2 separate regions of the Homo sapiens genome follow, and region 1 is linked to region 2. A link is an interaction called in ENCODE POLR2A ChIA-PET data of the cell type or tissue named here. Cell type or tissue: Panc1. All regions are shown on one strand. Links, peaks and the distances in the headings refer to the core of each region. The heading gives the core; the rest is flanking DNA. Region 1 overlaps ME3 (malic enzyme 3). Region 2 has its middle 42 kb from the start of ME3.

Region 1 (4,401 bases), core at 72-4,071, 56 kb before region 2:
AAAACTTAAAGTATAATAATAAAAAAAATTTACAAGAGAAAAGCAAATAACCCCATCAAAAAGTGGGTAAAGGATATGAACAGACACTTCTCTAAAGAAGACACTAATGCGGCTGATAAACATATGAAAAAAAAAAAGCTCATGATCAGTGGTCATTAGAGCAATGCAAAGTAAAACTACAATGAGGTATCATCCCATGCCAGTTAGAATGGCAATCATTAGAAAGTCAGGAAACAACAGATGCTGGAGAGGATGTGGAGAAATAGGAACGCTTTTATACTGTTGGTGGGAGTGCAAATTAATTTAACCATTGTGGAAGACAGTGTGGGGATTCCTCAAGGATCTAGAATTAGAAATACCGTTTGACCCAGCAATCCCATTACTGGGTATATACTCAAAGGATTATAAATCATTCTGCTATAAAGACACATGCACATGTATGTTTATTGCAGCACTATTCACAATAGCAAAGACTTGGAACCAACCCAAATGCCCATCAATGATAGGCTGGATACAGAAAATGTGGCACATATACACCATGGAATACTATGCAGCCATAAAAAAGAATGAGATTGTGTCCTTTGCAGGGACATGGATGAAGCTGGAAGCCATCATTCTCAGCAGACTAACACAGGAACAGCAAACCAAACACCACATGTTCTCATTCATAAGTGGGAGTTGAACAATGAGAACACATGGACACAAGGAGGGGAACATCATACATTGGGGCCTGTAGGAGGGGGTGTGGGGCAAGGGGAGGGATAGCATTACCAGAAATAGCTAATGTAAATGATGGGTTGATGGGTGCAGGAAACCACCATGGCACGTTTATACCTATGTAATAAACCTGCACATTCTGCACGTGTATCCCAGAACTTCAGTATAATAATAAAAAAAAGATAATGCAGCCCTGCAGTTCACAATTACATGCTTGCTATGGTATTAACTTGTGACCAAACTAGAAGAAAGACTCCTGAGGTATCATTTTCCTTTAGAAAAAAAATAATAACCATCTTTATAATGTTGTTCGTTCACTTATTTATTATCTGTCTTTCTCACTAGATTGTACACTCAGCAATAAGAAGAATCATAGCTGGCAAGCTTATGATGTTATTCTCAATACCTCACAGTGCCTAGAAGATAGCAGGTGCTCAGTAAACATTGGGTGGATGGATGGATGGACAGGGATTCAGGGATGCAAGTAAAGAAGACATGAGTTCTAGGACAGGAAGCAGGATAATGTAAGATGAATAGCTCTTCTTAGGTTGGCAACCCTCAGCATCTTAGGGGTACCATGAAGAACCTCAGGATATGCCTCATATATGAGGCGGTCTTTAAGGAAGAAGAGGCCATGAAAACAGGAGATGGGAGAGATGTAGGCAAAGTTTACCTTCTTCACAATTTTTTTTTTTTGAGACAATCTCATGCTGTCGCCCAGGCTGGAGTGCAGGGCGCGATCTTGGCGTACTGCAACCTCCACCTCCCGAGTTCAAGCATTTGTCCTGCCTCAGCCACCCGAGTAGATAGGATTACAGGCATGCGTCACCAGCCCAGCTAATTTTTGTATTTTTAGTAGAGATGGGGTTTCATCATGTTGTCCAGCCTGGTCTCGAACTCCTGAGGTCAAGTGATCCACCTGCCTCAGCCTCTCAAAATGCTGGGATTATAGGTGTGAGCCACTGCACTCAGCCTGCAATTTTTCCTCTGCTTGCAAATAATATATGTAACACACCTGTAAGAGTAACTGGCACAGTAGGCATTATATGTGATTGTTATTATTTTTAATGTGATTGTGCCAGTAATTTTGAGCCCCAGAGGAGGCAGCTGACTCTGTCCAGTTGACAGTAGTAGATCACAGAACATTGAATAGCTCAGTTAACAAGAGAGTGGCTAAGGATGCTTGGACCCTCCAGTCCTGCAGTCAAAGCCAGTTACCAGAGGCAGGACTGCCCCTCTGCTTGGCAGGCCCTCGCTCCTGGCACCACCTGGCCAGCTGCCCCACTGGCACCCATGCCATCATCTCCCACAAGCATGGCTAGGCTCCTCAGACATGAGGAGAAGCTGCTGCCAGCTCTGGGAGTGTGAGAACAGGGGAAATGTTTCAGCTCTGATGGGTGGATTTAAAAGTCTGTTTCTAAAAATGGCTATTAATAGGTTTTTCTCTACACCAACCATCTCTACTCCTGTTTCATCAACAGCAACTGCATTGCTATTCACTGTCCTTGTGACCTCAAGTGATTTTACCAGTCAAAAAAAATCTACTGCCTAGAATAGACCAAAAATAAAAGAGATAAGAAAGGAGAGTATGACATGAAGGCTAAGCTTTCTGTCAGTTTGTGTAATGTTTTCAAGATCATGTTACTGCAAAGAAATACATAAAATTCAAAAGGAGGGTGGCAACTGGGAACTCACACAGTCATCAGAAACGGACACACAGGAGCGACAGCAGGAGCTACCTCAACAGATGCTTAGGTTTGCAACATACGTTGTTTAATATTAAAGCACTTCATCTGCATTGTTTTAATATTCAAGTTTTTTTATGGAGAGACTCAAAAGCCCTCTGCCTAAGTTGACTGAGGCTGATTCAAGACCCTATTTCAAGATGGCAGGCAAAGAGCTACCTTTCAAAGATGGTAGGTAGAAGAGACAGACATCACTCAAGGAGGGAGTTCCCCTTCACCACTTACTTCCTGGACAGGACATCAACCCCTCAGGGCCTCTGAAAACTTATGTAGACTAGTGATAAAATGCTAGGATATTATCTGCCCAAAGCCTAAATGCTAGTCAAGATGACCTCTTTGTCTTCTGGGGGGATGATCATCTTGTGTTCCAACAGAGGAGAAAAGTTTGGTTCACATTGTGTATGCAAGTATTTATTAACTACCCGTGGCAGTGTGGATGGAGACTATCTTAAAACTTCCTGCCCCGTCTAACTGCTAGCTGGGTGAAGTTGGCCCAGCCATACCCTATTTAGCTGGCTATGAAACAACATTTTAACTTTTATCCTAAATTCCCATGGTAGACATTCTCTTAACTTCCTGTCTCACTATCAGAATCTCATGAGACTGGGAGCGTTATAATGGTGACAGGCAGGAAGGTAGATAGAGACATAGATGATAGCTGAATGGATGGATGGACCAATCAATCGATAGATAGATCCAAATTTGGCTGGATCTATTTTTTTTTTAAGTTAGTTTTTAAACCTTGGTTAGAATATACCAAAATGTTGGGACAAAATCCTGAGACTACTGATGATATCCACTATCTTCAACACCAGCTTCAACTTCCAGAACTACTAGCTCTTTAAATGACACTTGAATTTCTGCTGCTAGTGACATTTTAATTTAAGCTTCTCTCAGGCAAATGTCTAGATTATCCAGGCTTAAGCTCTATCCAGTACTGGGAAATCATCACTAAAGTCTCCACCCAGTCTGCCTGTTCTCTGACTCACTCTTCTCCTGTCAAGTCTGCCAAAATTAGATGTAGCCCATGGCCATCGAAAGTGAGTTTGATCCTTCAGTCTTCCCCTCTCCTTCCGGACTGGATGCTTTCAGGGGGCATGTACCAGATGTAAACTCTATCACATCTGTGACTTCTGCAGCCCACACAGGGCTTCACAATGTGTTAGGAATGCAACAGAAGCTTTAGGATGTGCATTAATCAAGAACTAATTGGACACTTACCATCTGCTTTACATACATTACTTCACTTAATCATTATAGCAACTTGTCAAGTAGATATGTTTTATTGTCATCCCTTTCACAGACAAGGAAATGGAGGTTCAGAGAAATATCCCATATCTAGAGAATGGCAGAGATGGGATTGGAATCTTAGATTGTTCTGAGTGTAATTCCCTCGATTTTTAGCCTTTGAGCTCTGCTGCCTAATACCTGGTCACAGGCTATGCCCCTTGAGGGTGTCACACAAAATTGATTCTAGCTGACTACTTTCCTTTACTCCCCAAATCCTCTAACCTGTTCCAAGTTAGAACAGGTCTAAATTTAATGTCTTTAAAGCAGCCCACGGATGAGAATTGATAATCTCATCACAAAAGATGCTATTCTTTAGAGGAAGTGCACCTGGCACAACATCAGAGCAGAAAACTCTCTTAAAGAAATGTATTTCCAAAATTTGTATGATGAAATAAAAGATTTTTTGTGGCTTTCAAAATTCTCCAGTCCCCATGGAGTGATCTAAAAGAGGGTCAGGTCAAGATTTTCACCATCTTTTCAAAAGAGCTGACAGATGGGGCTGATGTATCATCAGTCTTCACCATATAGTTTCTGATACATCAAGGAGAAGGGAATGTAGAGGCAATTCATGTAACTAATTTTTACTGAGGTTACACTATCAGGAAGGCATTGCATGCTGGCTATGAGATGCCCACGACAGTCTCCTGGA
Region 2 (4,401 bases), core at 274-4,273:
TCTTTCTTCACAGACAACATGATTGCTTACATGGAAAATCCTAAGGAATGATCCCCTCCCATTGTTCCTGGTAGTGTGCTGGGCACAGAGATAACCTCTGACCATATCACATATAAGACCTGCCTCTCAAAACTCATAGTCTTGTAGTGGATAGGCAGTTATGATAGAGTGCGACGGATGCTGTGAAGGAGGAGAGACAACAGGCCACAGAAGTGAAAGATCAAAAACAAAGAGCAAGAAGAAGATCCAGCTTTTAATATTGGTGAACCCAATTAAAATTCATGAAAAGTCCTGAATATACTTTCACATCTTAAAATACTGTGAATATATGTGTACAGCATTCAGATTATTCTCCTATTACTGAGTAATGAAGAGAATTGGAAGAGTGTGGGATGGGGTCAAATACAATGGCTGCTTTTCTGTGTACCTTCTATTGTGATTTCCTAGGTAACTCCTTTCACTCCTCCATCCCAACCCTGCCTACATGATAATTGATGGCAAAGGCCAAGTAGAAAAACAAGCCACTGGACTCCTGCAGCCTGGAAGTTTAAATAGTTCACATAGAAAGTATCAGAAGTCTGTTCTTCTGCTCAAGGCGTGATTCTTTTTTTCTTTTTTTTCTTGAGACAGGATCTTGCTCTGTCTTTGTCTCCCAAACTGGAGTGCAGTGGCACAATCATGGCTCACTGCAGCCTCAAACTCCCTGGCTCAAGGGATCCTCCTGCCTCAGCCTCCCGAGTAGGTGGGACTACAGGTGCACACCACCACATCTGGCTAATTTTTTTGTTGATGGGGTCTTGCTGTGTTGCCCAGGTTGGTCTCAAACTCCTGCACTCAAGTGATCCTCCTGCCTCAGCCTCTCAAAGTGCTGGGATTATAGGTGTGAGCCACTATGCCCAGCCTAGGATTCTTTTTTATCTCAGTTTCTAATCACTAGAAATCATTCTTTCCTCACACTCTTCTCTTTCATGACTACCAGAGTGTGAAGCATGGAACAAAGTGCTTATTGAGCCAGAAAATACTGCCCAACCAGCTCTCAAGGCAAAGAGAGGGTGTACGAGAAGCTAATCTTCAAATGAGAGGTGGAGACCCAGCTGGCAGCTAGCATGGTGCGGCGTGTTGGAGGCAAGAAGCAGAATCTCAGACTGGCAAGATGCAAGGGCAGGCAGCCCACCCACAGGGAAGGCGTCGCCAATCTTGAGCAACTCTAGAAGAGAAACCTGAACACATCAGAACTCAAACTAACTGATAATGAACTGGTTTTCATTACTTCCTGAGTGATCAGGAGGTAGAATTGTCTCTTACAACCCAATGTATACCATTCTCAGTTGTCTATTTAAGGATTTCTTAGTGAGCTCCATGGTAAAATATATCTACTTCTTAAAAAAAAAAAAGTAAAGAATCTGCAACAACCTACTGAACTACTAAGTGGATTTAGCAAGGCTGCAGGTTACAAAGTCAATATACTTATATTTCTTATATACTAGCCACGAACAATTAAAACATTTTATAAGTTTATTTATAACAACATCAAACACACAAAATACTTGGGAATAAATTAAAATACAGATACACTGAAAGCTACAAAATATTGCAGAGAAAAACAAAAGAAGGCCCCAATACTAGAAAAGACATACAATGTTCATACATCTGGATGAAGTTTGAAAAATACTAATCTAAGTTAATCTTCTTATAGATTAAGAGAATAAGATATAGCGCTTTTAAATGACTTGCCCATCACTCAACTCAGCGAGGACAGGACTAGAGGTTTAAAGGAAGTGGGTAGAGGTGTAAAGGACGTGGGGAGAGTTTAGGTATCCCTTGTAAGAAAGCAGAAACACAGGAAAGCATTGCAGAGTGATACTGAGGCCCAGCTGAGGTCAGAGGTTGTGGATTTCTCATAGCACCAGCGAGCTTGGCCAAGGGATTTTCTCCAGTGGCATCCAAGAGAGCAGAGAAGTTGAGTTTAGTATTAAGCTGAAGTTTAGGGTCTCTAAAGATGGGAACAGCAAAATGATAAGCCTGCTGGGATGTTGAAGGCACAGCGGGAGAGTTGTTAGTGATTCATCTGAAGGGACAGGTTTGCTCTGATAAAGAATGAGGCCTTGAGGAGGGTTAGAAGGACTTGAGCTCCTGATAGGGCCAAAGAGAAGGCATGGAGAAGAAAGAGGATGGGAAAACCAAAGCGATCAACTATTGTGGTCAGTGCTTCGTCTAATAAAGAATCCATTATTATAACTGCTGTATTTCCTAAAGCAAGATTTTTGACGATGACTAAAATTTTAAAGGATTTGATGCATAATTCTATCTACTTGAAGAATATAATAAGAGCAATCCTTTCTTTCTATTCTAGTTAATAGATTTTTTTTTTTTTTTGCAATGTATGTTAAGTGGACCCAACTCAGAAGTACAATGGCCGAGGCGGGCGGATCACGAGGTCAGGAGATCGAGACCATCCCGGCTAAAACGGTGAAACCCCGTCTCTACTAAAAATACAAAAAATTAGCCGGGCGTAGTGGCGGGCGCCTGTAGTCCCAGCTACTTGGGAGGCTGAGGCAGGAGAATGGCGTGACCCCGGGAGGCGGAGCTTGCAGTGAGCCGAGATCCCGCCACTGCACTCCAGCCTGGGCGACAGAGCGAGACTCCGTCTCAAAAAAAAAAGAAGTACAATGGATAGGGGCTAAAATCACAAGACCTGAAGTTATGCTATCTGGAGCTGTATTTTTTAATAAATACTCACCTCTTGTTACTTAGATCTCTTACTTGTAAATGGGTGTAATGATGGTACCTGCCTCATAGGGTTACTGTGAAGTTCAAATGAGTTAACACCATTAATGATACCAGGCTTTGCAATGTGTTTGATTTAGATGCTAAAGACTATTTATTGGTTCCATATTTCAATAATTCACTGAGGAGAAAAGTGAGGGAGGTAAACATAGAATCTGTGAAATCAAAATGCCTTTCTAGAGCAAGACAATCAGGTTTCTATAGTGAAACAAGACTCTTAAAAATATGCTTACACCAAGCACAGTGGCTCATCCCTGTAATCCCAGCAATTTGGGAGGCGGAGCAGGAGGATCACTTGAGCCCGGGAATTCGATACCAGCCTGAGTAACATAGTGACACCCCATCACTACAAAAAAATAAAAAAATTAGCCAAGTGTGGTTGTGTATGCCTGTGGTCCCAGCTACTCAGAAGGCTGGGTTGGAAAGATTGCTTGAGTCTGGGAGGTCCAGGCTGTAGTAAGCTGTGGTTGTGCCAATGCACTCCAGCCTAGGTGACAGAGAGAGATTCTGTCTCAAAAAGATAAAATATATATGCTTGGGCATTTTTTTTAACCCTCAGACTTCATTTCAAGGTTGAAATTGCTTGATACAAATGTAACAGACGTTGTAGTTAAGCTCCCATGTTTCTTGTACTCCCGAATTCTTTCTGATAAACCTGGCATGAGATTAGCTGGAGTCTGACTGACATGTGATTCTTGGGAACACAGGATTCCTTGATATATAAAAGACCCTTAGATCAATGGGTAGTTCTTAATATATGCCTGCTATTATTATTCTTATCTGACTTATACATGTTCCCTTATCAGCAATGAGAGATTGTTTATACAAAGAGGGAAGAGGGGTACTTTGGTTTCTTTATTCTGTGTCTTTATTATTGAATACTAATGCATACTGAAAATATTTAAATAAAAAATACAGTGTTTGCCTTCAAGAAGTTTTAATTTAGCTGGACAATTACGTGCAGTAATGAACATATTTCCTACATGTTTTCAGAAATGGAAGGCAGGGAGAAAGACACGAAGAGAGCAACGGATGAGAAATGAATGCAAAAATTAGAGGGAGACCCCTACTCCTGTCCCCTAATTTGCAGTGAGGGTGGAGGGACCCAGAAAGGAAAATCCCAGGATAGGGAATCCGTATTCAAGACTGTGCATCCTTTTCCTAGGTCTGTCTCTAAGGCATGAATAAATTGAATGTACGCATTGAATCTATTTCTGTCACATTTGGGGCCACAACATATGGAGAGTTGGCTTGTTTTTCTAACTTAACTGACTTTGTTTAAAGACCCTTGCTCAGAGGAGAGTTCTCAATCAAAGTAGCCATACTCCATTCCCCATGGGAGGCCATCCAACCCTGGGCCTGAACTTTGAACATGGCACCAGTTGGCAAAAGGCTCTGCGAATCTACCCCTTTGTTTTTAAGACAGTGCCTGGGTGTTTGGTCCAGCATGGGTGGGTAACTTAGGGGGTCTTCACAATTTTACTACACATCTTGAATGGCATAAGGCAGGGCAACCTTTCCAGCTGAAGTGTCATAACATAGAAGTGGATTGTGGTGACCACAATTAATGTATTAGAAATAATAGGTAGATAAACAATGTTGGCAAGTTATTTT

What was found. Peaks named below come from ENCODE experiments on the same cell type or tissue, not always from the same donor. Only the 100,000 strongest peaks of a DNase experiment are listed, where the experiment ranks them.
Region 1: POLR2A ChIA-PET joins it to region 2 with 5 read pairs; 2 of 35 experiments call an interaction of 5 or more read pairs at or near these places.

The regions. Positions count from the first base shown.
Region 1 is chr11:86,656,732-86,661,132 of GRCh38, forward strand. All of the region lies in intron 2 of ME3 (malic enzyme 3), which reads right to left. Among named protein-coding and RNA genes, the nearest start is that of ME3, 14 kb to the right of the region's middle. In Panc1, for the core only: no CTCF peak of the experiment used is centred there; no DNase peak of the experiment used is centred there; H3K27ac peaks cover 2,287 bases.
Region 2 is chr11:86,712,711-86,717,111 of GRCh38, forward strand. No RefSeq gene overlaps it. Among named protein-coding and RNA genes, the nearest start is that of ME3, 42 kb to the left of the region's middle. In Panc1, for the core only: no CTCF peak of the experiment used is centred there; no DNase peak of the experiment used is centred there; H3K27ac peaks cover 1,194 bases.